2 separate regions of the Homo sapiens genome follow, and region 1 is linked to region 2. The links are chromatin loops, found by intact Hi-C in ENCODE. Cell type or tissue: Panc1. All regions are shown on one strand. Links, peaks and the distances in the headings refer to the core of each region. The heading gives the core; the rest is flanking DNA.

Region 1 (4,397 bases), core at 237-4,236, 290 kb after region 2:
AATCCATTCAGAGGTTTATTTTGCCAAGGTTAAGGATCATGGCCTGTGACACAACCTCAGGAGGTCCTGAGAATATGTGCCCAAGGTGGTTGGTTACAGCTTGATTTTACACATCTTAGGGAAACAGAAGTTACAGGCAGACATAACTTGGTTTGGCCTGGAAAGGCGGGACATCTTAAAGAAGGGGGCGGGGGGCGGGGCTTCCAGGTCACACGCGAATGCGAAGATTTCCTGATTGGCAATTGGTTGAAAGAGTTAAGCTCTGCCTGAAGAGTCCAAGTCAGCTGAACTAAGTAAGGGGTGGGGTGGGGTGGGGTGGGGTGGGGGGGATGGTGGGTGGAAGCCAAGGTTCTTATGTAGATGAAGCTCCAGGTAGCAGGCTTCAGAGAAAATAGATGTGAAGGTCTCTTATCAGACCTTAAAAAGTGTCAGACTCTCCTGAAAAGACCTAGTTAGGGAAGGAGATTCTCTACAGAATGTAAATTTCCCCCGCAAGAGACAGCTTTGCAGGGCCATTTCAGAATATGTTAAAGAAATATATTTTGTGGCAAAATACTTGGATTTCCTTCAGGGTCATAGGATGTTATACCAGTCAGGTTGGAATTTGGTATGTGTTGCTACAAAGAGTCTGTTTGGTCCATCTTAAGAGATCTGTTTTAACGTGAATGCCAGTCAGTTGTCTTTAAACTCCAAAGGGAGGAGAGGGTAATGAGGCTTGTCTGGATACTGCTCCCTTCTCATCATGGCCTGAACTAGTTTTTCAGTTCTGAACTAGGTTCAGGTTTTTTTGGGATCTTCTTGGCCAAGAGAGGAGTCCATTCAATCAGATGGGGGACCCCAGAATTTTATTTTTTATTTTTTGAGGCAAAGTCTGGCTCTGTCGCCCAGGCTGGAGTAGAGTGGCGCGATCTTGGCTCACTGCAACCTCCGCCTCCTGGGTTCAGGAGACTCTTCTGCCTCAGCCTCCGGAGTAGCTGGGATTACAGGCGCATGCCACCACGTCCAGCTAATTTTTGTATTTTTAATAGAGACGGGGTTTCGCCATGTTGACCAGGCTGGTCTCGAACTCCTGACCTCAAGTGATCTGCCCTCCTTGCCCTCCCAAAGTGCTAGGAGTATAGGCGTGAGCCACCGCACCCGGCCCTAGAATTTTATTTTTGGTTTACAGTACAAAAAGATCTGCAGTCAGTGTTCTCACATCTTTTTAATCATTCATATTGACTTAATCAGGTTGACAAAATCTCAGGGTTGGTCTGGGATCATTCACAAATCAGAATTACTCAGAGAAATTTTCACAGCAGTTGCAGCAGCACAAACTCTAACGCTGATTTAAATTAATAACTGTTATTAATGAACAAACTTGAAAAAGGAATTTCATATAGAACATTACATTTCTCCCTGACACTACCGTATCATAAAAATTAAAAATGATATAAACATGTTTTAAAGTCATAGTGGTAGAACCAGCCACACTACAGTGCGGCATTGTTAGAAGTTCGCTCTCAAGTTGACTCAGCTTAGTAAAGCAAATTGTTCTCTGAGATTTCAGCTTTGGTTAGTCCTCTTTGGCTGACATGAACATTATGGAGTGTTAACTGTGGTAGCAACACATAACCAAAAAGCATTCTTTTTAAAATACATCTAGAAGATCTCAATGACCTGAATAAATCAATACAATGTTCCTAGTGACAGTCTCTCTATACTGGGAAAACTTTAACCCCGCAGCTGAGGTATTATCAGTTAATGCAAAGTACGTTGCTTGAACCTGATTTCCACCCATGCAGATATCTTCGTACCTGGGAATTCTTGTAAATACCAAAATAAAATCTTTATCTTTTTTGCTAATGAGAGTAAAAGGCACGACTGTAAAATATACATCTTGATAGAAAAATATTATAAGGTTTTAATTTTCTAAATACCAAGGGTTAACATCTTACGATTACCCTTTGAAAATAGGGTATTTTGGAACATTTAAAAAGTTCTCAAAATAAGTACAAAGCTTATTCACATTTTTACTAAATCCAACACAACTTTCACAAATGGCAAAATGATTGCCTCTTCAAAGCAATGCAGCCTAGTTTTTGGTGGGTTCTGGTCACTGCTTAGCTAAGTCTTTGTTGGGCAGAGTCCTGGCTCCACAGTCTCCTTCGATGGGCTCCTTGATACACGAGGCTTCATAACATGCGCTCTTTGAAGAACCATTTCTGATGATCCGAGTTGGTGCAGTCTCGTAAGAGTGGAACGAAACTGTCACTCGACTCCTTCCTCGCAGCCTGGACACATTTCTTGGACTGTTCGTGAAATAAAGATCCATCCTACAAAAGATAACAGAATGACAGGCAAGTCATCAGAAAAGTCTCTTTTTCCTAAAGACATGTTTTAAAGAGATCAGGGTCTGATTTTTACCATTTCAGAAATATTTATTGAGGGGTAAGTGTCTTCCGTGTAACGCAGCAACTCAGGACTGTCCCGGGGACACAGCACCAGGCTTGTACAGGCTGCGTCCCGCTTGCCTCTCACAGGACCGATGGTGCCACCTGCTGGCTGCTCTGGGCATGTGTCATACCCTACATCTCCCTATTGCATTTGGCTTCCTTCAGGGAAATCAGGAACAAAGATCCTTTGTTTATCTCTTTCACTCCTCTTAGGTCAACTCATTCCGTGCAGGGTGATCTCTTTCTCTTAGGTATTTAAACAGAGTGTGGAAACTTGGCTGTAGTCCCAGCTCAGCCACAGACCAGATGGATGAGGAAGCCAGTCACTTGGCCTGAGCTACTCACCTGTCACACATCAGAGAATCAGTGGGTTATATGCCTTGTGCCAATTCCCAAACCCCAAAGACGATGGTCTTCTTTAATGACCTCCTGCTTCTCTCCTTTCTGCCAGCCCTTGCTCAATTATCTCAGCAAGTCTCTCTCTCAGGCCTGGTGTTTATCTTTTCCCTCTGCCTCTCTGTTATAAGCTGTATGCAACGAACTTAATCATGGCTGAGCAGCAAACAGGCAGAGTGAATAACAACATCAGTGAAAAACCTTTGTGATGTGCTGTTCACTAAATGGAACTTTTTTCATTCAAAAAAATCCAAACTCATGTTTTGTAGAATCCAAGAAATGACATTTCAGAGGTTTTTAGGCCTACATAAGAAAATACAAGGCTGGGCACAGTAGCTCACGCCTGTAATCGCAGCACTTTGAGAGGCTGAGGCAGGTGGATCACTTGAGGCCAAAGAGCTCAAGACCAGCCTGGCCAACATGGCAAAACTCCATCTCTACTAAAAATACAAAAAATTAGCTGGGCGTGGTGGCGGGCGCCTGTAGTCCCAGCTACTCAGGAGACTGAGACAGGAGAATCGCTTGAACCCAGGAGGCAGAGGTTGCAGTGAGCTGAGATTGCACCCCTGCACTCCAGCCTTGGTGGAGCAAGGCTCCGTCTCAAAAAAAAAAAAAAAAAAAAAAGATCCAGCCCTAAGAACTAAGCTTTCTATTATGGTCTAGTGAATATAAGTGGGGACATTTCCTTCAGAATTCACATATGTTTCTGTTCAATATATATTTGTTTTATATATATATATTTAGGGCATGACTGATGAAATATAATAAATCAAGCTGTATCCTTTTCACATATGAATCAAAGTATTAAGCGTCCTGAAGAAAGGTAAAAAATCCAATTCAGTATCCTTCTTCCCAGCCTCCTGAACAAACTTCCTTTTCCTTAAATGGTCACTGAAATTTAAGATAAAATTTTTGATATGTCAAACTGATTTTATTGTTTCTAGTGTCCACTACCATTCCTTGAGGGCTTACAATGGCTTCTGGTTGGGAGAAAGATGGGAAGAGGAGGACATTCAAGAAGATCAGAGACGTCTGGGGTGTGCAGAAGTATTTTTCCTTCTTATTTTCCTGTATTCAATAGGTAACACCATGGTGTGTGGCTTTTCTGGGCAGCCTGCAAATGTCATTGCTAGTGACAACATTTTTCTGCAGGAAAACATATTCCAGCTTTTAATCATCTTTAGAATAAACCCATTTATAAGCAGTATATTGGGAGTGAAAGCTGCCCAGGGAGATAAAAAACAATGAATTTTTTTCTTTCAAATGATTTTCTTTGGATTTATTCCCTCACATGCTTTTTAGTGAGTCAAAGGATATGATCGATTTACAAGTCCTGATGCAAGCTGACTGCAAGTGTGGTGGGGCCAGCACCCTCAGGTCTGAGGTAACCCTCAGTTTCAAATCAACTGTGACTATCCAGGGAGACTACTCTATCAGAGGTGTTTTCTTGGTTATAATACCACAAGCAACAACTAATCTCTATCGAGCTTTATAGTTTCCAAAGAATATTTCTGGCTATGCATCTAATCCTCAGTAAAGTAAGTCTGCTATTATTGCACCTTTTTT
Region 2 (4,397 bases), core at 230-4,229:
TAAAAATATATTCAGTTGGACCTGAATTCTGAAACTGAGATCCTCAAAAATCATAAGATTGAATGCTACTTTTAAGAACTCAAAAAAAATCACAGTTTTGTTACAACGACTAGAGAATCTCTAAACAAATTTCCAGATTCCTAGCTCTACCTGAAATTTTGAACTGAAAGATAAAATGTTCTCATCTAAAAAATTTGTTTTAAATATCTCCAGTTAGGCCACCTACTGTTTTTGTTTTTGTTTTTTTTTCTGAGACAGGGTCTCTCTCTATTACTCAGCTGGGAGTGCAGTGGCATGATGTCTGCTCACTGCAGCTTCGACCTCCCAGGCTCAGGTAATCCTCCTACCTCAGCCCCCTGAGTAGCTGGGACTACAGGTGCATGCCACCATGCCCGACTAATTTTTTGTATGTTGGTAGAGATGCGGTTTTGTCATGTTGCCCAGGCTGGCCATGAACTCCTGAGATCGGGCGATCTGCCCACCTCAGCCTCCCAAAGTGCTGGGATTATAGGCATGAGCCACCAGGCCCAGCCTCCACCTTCTATTTTCATAGACATTATTCATGAAAATTTAAAGCTTAAATAATAGAACTGCTTATAGAATTACCTTGGGTACCAACAATCTCCATGTGAAGATGGGCAAGACCGCTCGCCGTGGACAGAGCAAGTTTTATCATTCCTTCCACAGTAACTGTGTATCTGTTTAAGTAATCAAAAAGGGATCCATGCTCATGATAATCTGACACCAACCAGAGCTGAGTCCAAGTACCATTGTCTGTAAAACAGAATTAACATTTCGGTTGGGCTGCAGACCATTTATGATTTATTTGTTCAATGGTTATTACTTTTTACTCTCAATCCTGAGTCACACACTGCAATATAATGCCACCTTAAGTCTGTATTTCCTTCACATTTTCTTCTACATTGTTTGTTTTATACTTTTATGTACACATCCTTTAGTTCCTCAGAGTAAGCCCCTCTTCTTGAGATAAGGCAAGTATAATTAATCCCATTTAAGAGACAAAGATGGTGACTTTTTTGAGTCTTCACAGATAATTGGTATCAGAGCTGGCACTCTTAAGTGCCTAGAAAAATCTCTGGGTCGGGTTGGGTGCTCAGTGGCTGTTCCTGGAAGGAGAGAAGGTTAAAAAAAAGGAAGGAACAGAGAGGGAAGCAAGGAGGTGAGAAGTCTCCGGAGACCAGTGTGGCCACAGTGGGAATGGAAGAGTATGGGACAAAACTGAAAGTGAGTTTCAACAAGAAATGACAAGCTTTAGTGACAGATTGTGTACACAGTTCACAAAGACGCAAGACAAGATGATTATGATTCCAAGGTTGCTAGCTTAGAAAAACAGAAATAGTGATACCTCTAACACATGGGGAAGCTGAAATAGGAACTGAAATGTCAGGAGCAAAACTGGAAAAGCTGGGACTAAACTCAAACAACGAGGAACGTGGGTTCCAAAATTTCCTCTGTAAGCCAAAACACGAGTTTAAAACATGTTTTCTCATAGGAATAATGGTAAAGACACTAGCTAGGCTCCTAAGCTAGACTGGTCCACGACAATCTAATTTAACCTAGAAGTAGCTGGAAAACCACATGCTTAATTAAGCCATGAAGAAAAAAAGCATTACAACATTAGGAGACAGCACAATCCAGTAAAAGATGGACGCTTAGAGTCATTCTAACCTGGTTGGAATCCACGGCCTGCCTGTTACTGACAAGGAGCCTGTTTCTCCTTTTATACAAGAATAAAGTCTTACTTTGTAAGACTGTTAAGATTTAAAAAACGGAATGCTAGATTCTTTAGGTAAGAAGTACATAAACTGTGCTCTTTCTTTCCCTGCTGGTTGTAAACCAAAAGAAAAAATCCATATTGACATGAAACAGCTTCTATTTTGAAGGTATTTGGTTGAAGAAGAAAACCAACTCTGATTAGAAGAGATTAAGAAAGGAATAGAAACTTTTCAGAAGATTCTGGAGGAGATTTCTGGGTACATTTAAAAGGACTTAGTATTAATTTGTTCTTCATGAACTTTATAAACTGATTCTGACCAAACTCGCACCCTTGCTTTTCCTTGATATAGGCACATCACTAGCTTATTTGCATGCCTCTTAACCATTACTGAATTTTGAAAAGCTCACAAATACAAGAAACAAAGTGGAAGACAGGCAGATGGAAGAAAGGGAAACCACAGGTTATGGACAAGATAGAAGGAAGGTTATATGTAAGGGGCCATAAATATAAAGGGCTGCCGGGGGTGGAATTAACTAAATCAGGAGAAGATAAAGGAACTGAGGTGGAGGGGCTAGGCTCAGAGAAAGTACATTAACCCCTGACAAAGAAGAAAGAAGGGGAGTAGGGAAGAGCCAGTAGGGTCAGCTAGTTCCCATGGTGACCACCAGATGACAGCATCAGCCTGGTTAGAAGTTCAGGGCACAGACTCACCAACATTTTGTGCTGCTGTGTTTGTAACTTGGAATGTGACAAAATCCAGACCCTGGGTGAGGTTTAAGCTTTCAAATGGAGATTTGAGAGTTGCCAACATGGTAGAGTTTGAAACCATGAATGTGGCTATGTTCTTAAGGAAGAAATTACCACTTATAAAATCAGTACCTTCATATGAACCAGTGAGAAGAGTAAGAGTTGAGAAAACAAAGACAACTATGAAGAAGTAAGAAGGAACAAGGAAAGTCTAGGGTCATCAAACACAGTAAATAAAGAAAAGGTTGTTTTAAGAGTTGGGGGAGGAAATAAATGGTGATAAAGGCAGAAACGAAAATGAGAACTAAGGATTTGGTCAGACTGATTACTATTTTTTGTTTTGTTTTGTTTTGTTGTTGTTTTTTTTTTGAGACAGAGTCTCCCTGTGTCGCCCAGGCTGGAGTGCAGTGGTGCGATCTCAGCTCTGACTGCAACCTCCACCTCCCAGGTTCAAGCAATTCTCTGCCTTAGCTTCCCAAGTAGCTGGGATTATAGGCACCTGCCATCATGCCTGGCTAATTTTTTTGTATTTTTAGTAGAGATGGGGTTTCATCATCTTGGCCAGCCAGGCTGGTCTTGAACTCTTGACCTCGTGATCCACCCACCTTGGCTTCCCAAAGTGCTGGGATTACAGGCGTGAGCCACTGTGCCCGGCCTGTTTTGTTTTTAACTTAAGAGGTATTACATTGTCAGGTGCCACTGATAATCGCTACCTACATTCATCATATACCTCACTGCCCCGTCTTAATCAAACACTATACACCTCCACATATGATGCAATAGGATGTATATAATATCCTTAGTATGTATTTTGAGAAAACCAATAAAACTCCAATTAGGTTTAGCTTCTAAATCTAACTACCAGTTTTCAGAAAAGATAGAAGAACAAGTTAAGAGACACTATGGAAATGCAATCAGCAAAATCCAGAATGTGATAGGCCCTTCAGGATAAACAATCCAATTTCTTCAACAAATAAGCTGCGAGAGGAGAAAAAAGATGAAGGGGGGACCTAAATTTTAAGACACATAAGAGAAATATCAACTAAATATAACTTGTGGACTTAGAATCATAATTTGAATAAATAATTTTTTTAATAGGAGACAATTATAGAATTGAACCTAACTGGATATTTGATAACATTTAAAAAACTGACAATGGTAGTGTGGTTGTTTCATAAAAACATTTCCTCATCATTTGAAGATACAAATTACATTTTATAAGTGTTTACAGATGAAAACATATTGTCTGGGACCAGCTTCAAATAACACAGTTAGGGCAGAGTAGGTGGGATCAGACATCAATTATGATTGGCAGTGACCTGACAACTGTTGAAGCTGGACGATGAGGGATCACTGTAACTACTCTGCTTTTCTACATATTGGAAATTTTCTACAAATAAAAGTCAATAACAAAAAAAAGCAGTACATGCTTGTAAATAAATTTGAAAACCCAGAGAAGCTAAAAGAAAAATAATAAAAATCACCCATAATTACCAACTGAGGTTAAACACTGTTAATATTTGAATAAATAAATATTGCTGAAGTAAATGGAAGGTGGGAGAAGGAAAAAGATGACTACAGGTCTGGCCAAGCTAAGAGATAATGACAGCATTTTTTTTTTTTTTTAAATAGGAAAGCTGGGAAATACATTTGATTCAGGGGTAGGGATGACAAGAGTGGAGCTGAAACACAAGTCTCTGACAGAGGCAGTAAAAATAGGAATCGTGGGGGCTGGGCACAGTGGCTCATGCCTGTAATCCCAGCACTTTGGGAGGGTGAGGTGGGTGGATCACGAGGTCAAGAGATGGAGGCCAACCTGGCCAACATGGTGAAACCCCATCTCTACTAAAAATACAAACATTAGCTGGGCATGGTGGTGCACGCCTGTAGTCCCAGCTACTCGAGAAGCTGA

Evidence for each region. Hi-C counts contacts between places; a loop is a spot of excess contacts. Peaks named below come from ENCODE experiments on the same cell type or tissue, not always from the same donor. Only the 100,000 strongest peaks of a DNase experiment are listed, where the experiment ranks them.
Region 1: it touches region 2 in a loop (7-fold over the local background); 76 of 110 quality-filtered maps call a loop at or near these places.

What each region holds. Positions count from the first base shown.
Region 1 is chr9:98,846,870-98,851,266 of GRCh38, reverse strand. GALNT12 (polypeptide N-acetylgalactosaminyltransferase 12) reads right to left here. Exons shown (of 10, transcript NM_024642.5): 10 at 1,186-2,315. The coding sequence ends at 2,175. Among named protein-coding and RNA genes, the nearest start is that of GALNT12, 41 kb to the right of the region's middle. RefSeq lists an enhancer at 2,326-2,620. In Panc1, for the core only: CTCF peaks have their summits at 2,327 and 2,534 (motif pointing left); a DNase peak (open chromatin) is centred at 2,576; H3K4me3 peaks cover 416 bases.
Region 2 is chr9:99,138,913-99,143,309 of GRCh38, reverse strand. It overlaps TGFBR1 (transforming growth factor beta receptor 1), which reads right to left. Exons shown (of 9, transcript NM_004612.4): 5 at 607-774. Among named protein-coding and RNA genes, the nearest start is that of TGFBR1, 36 kb to the right of the region's middle. In Panc1, for the core only: CTCF peaks have their summits at 2,201 and 2,403 (motif pointing right); a DNase peak (open chromatin) is centred at 2,419.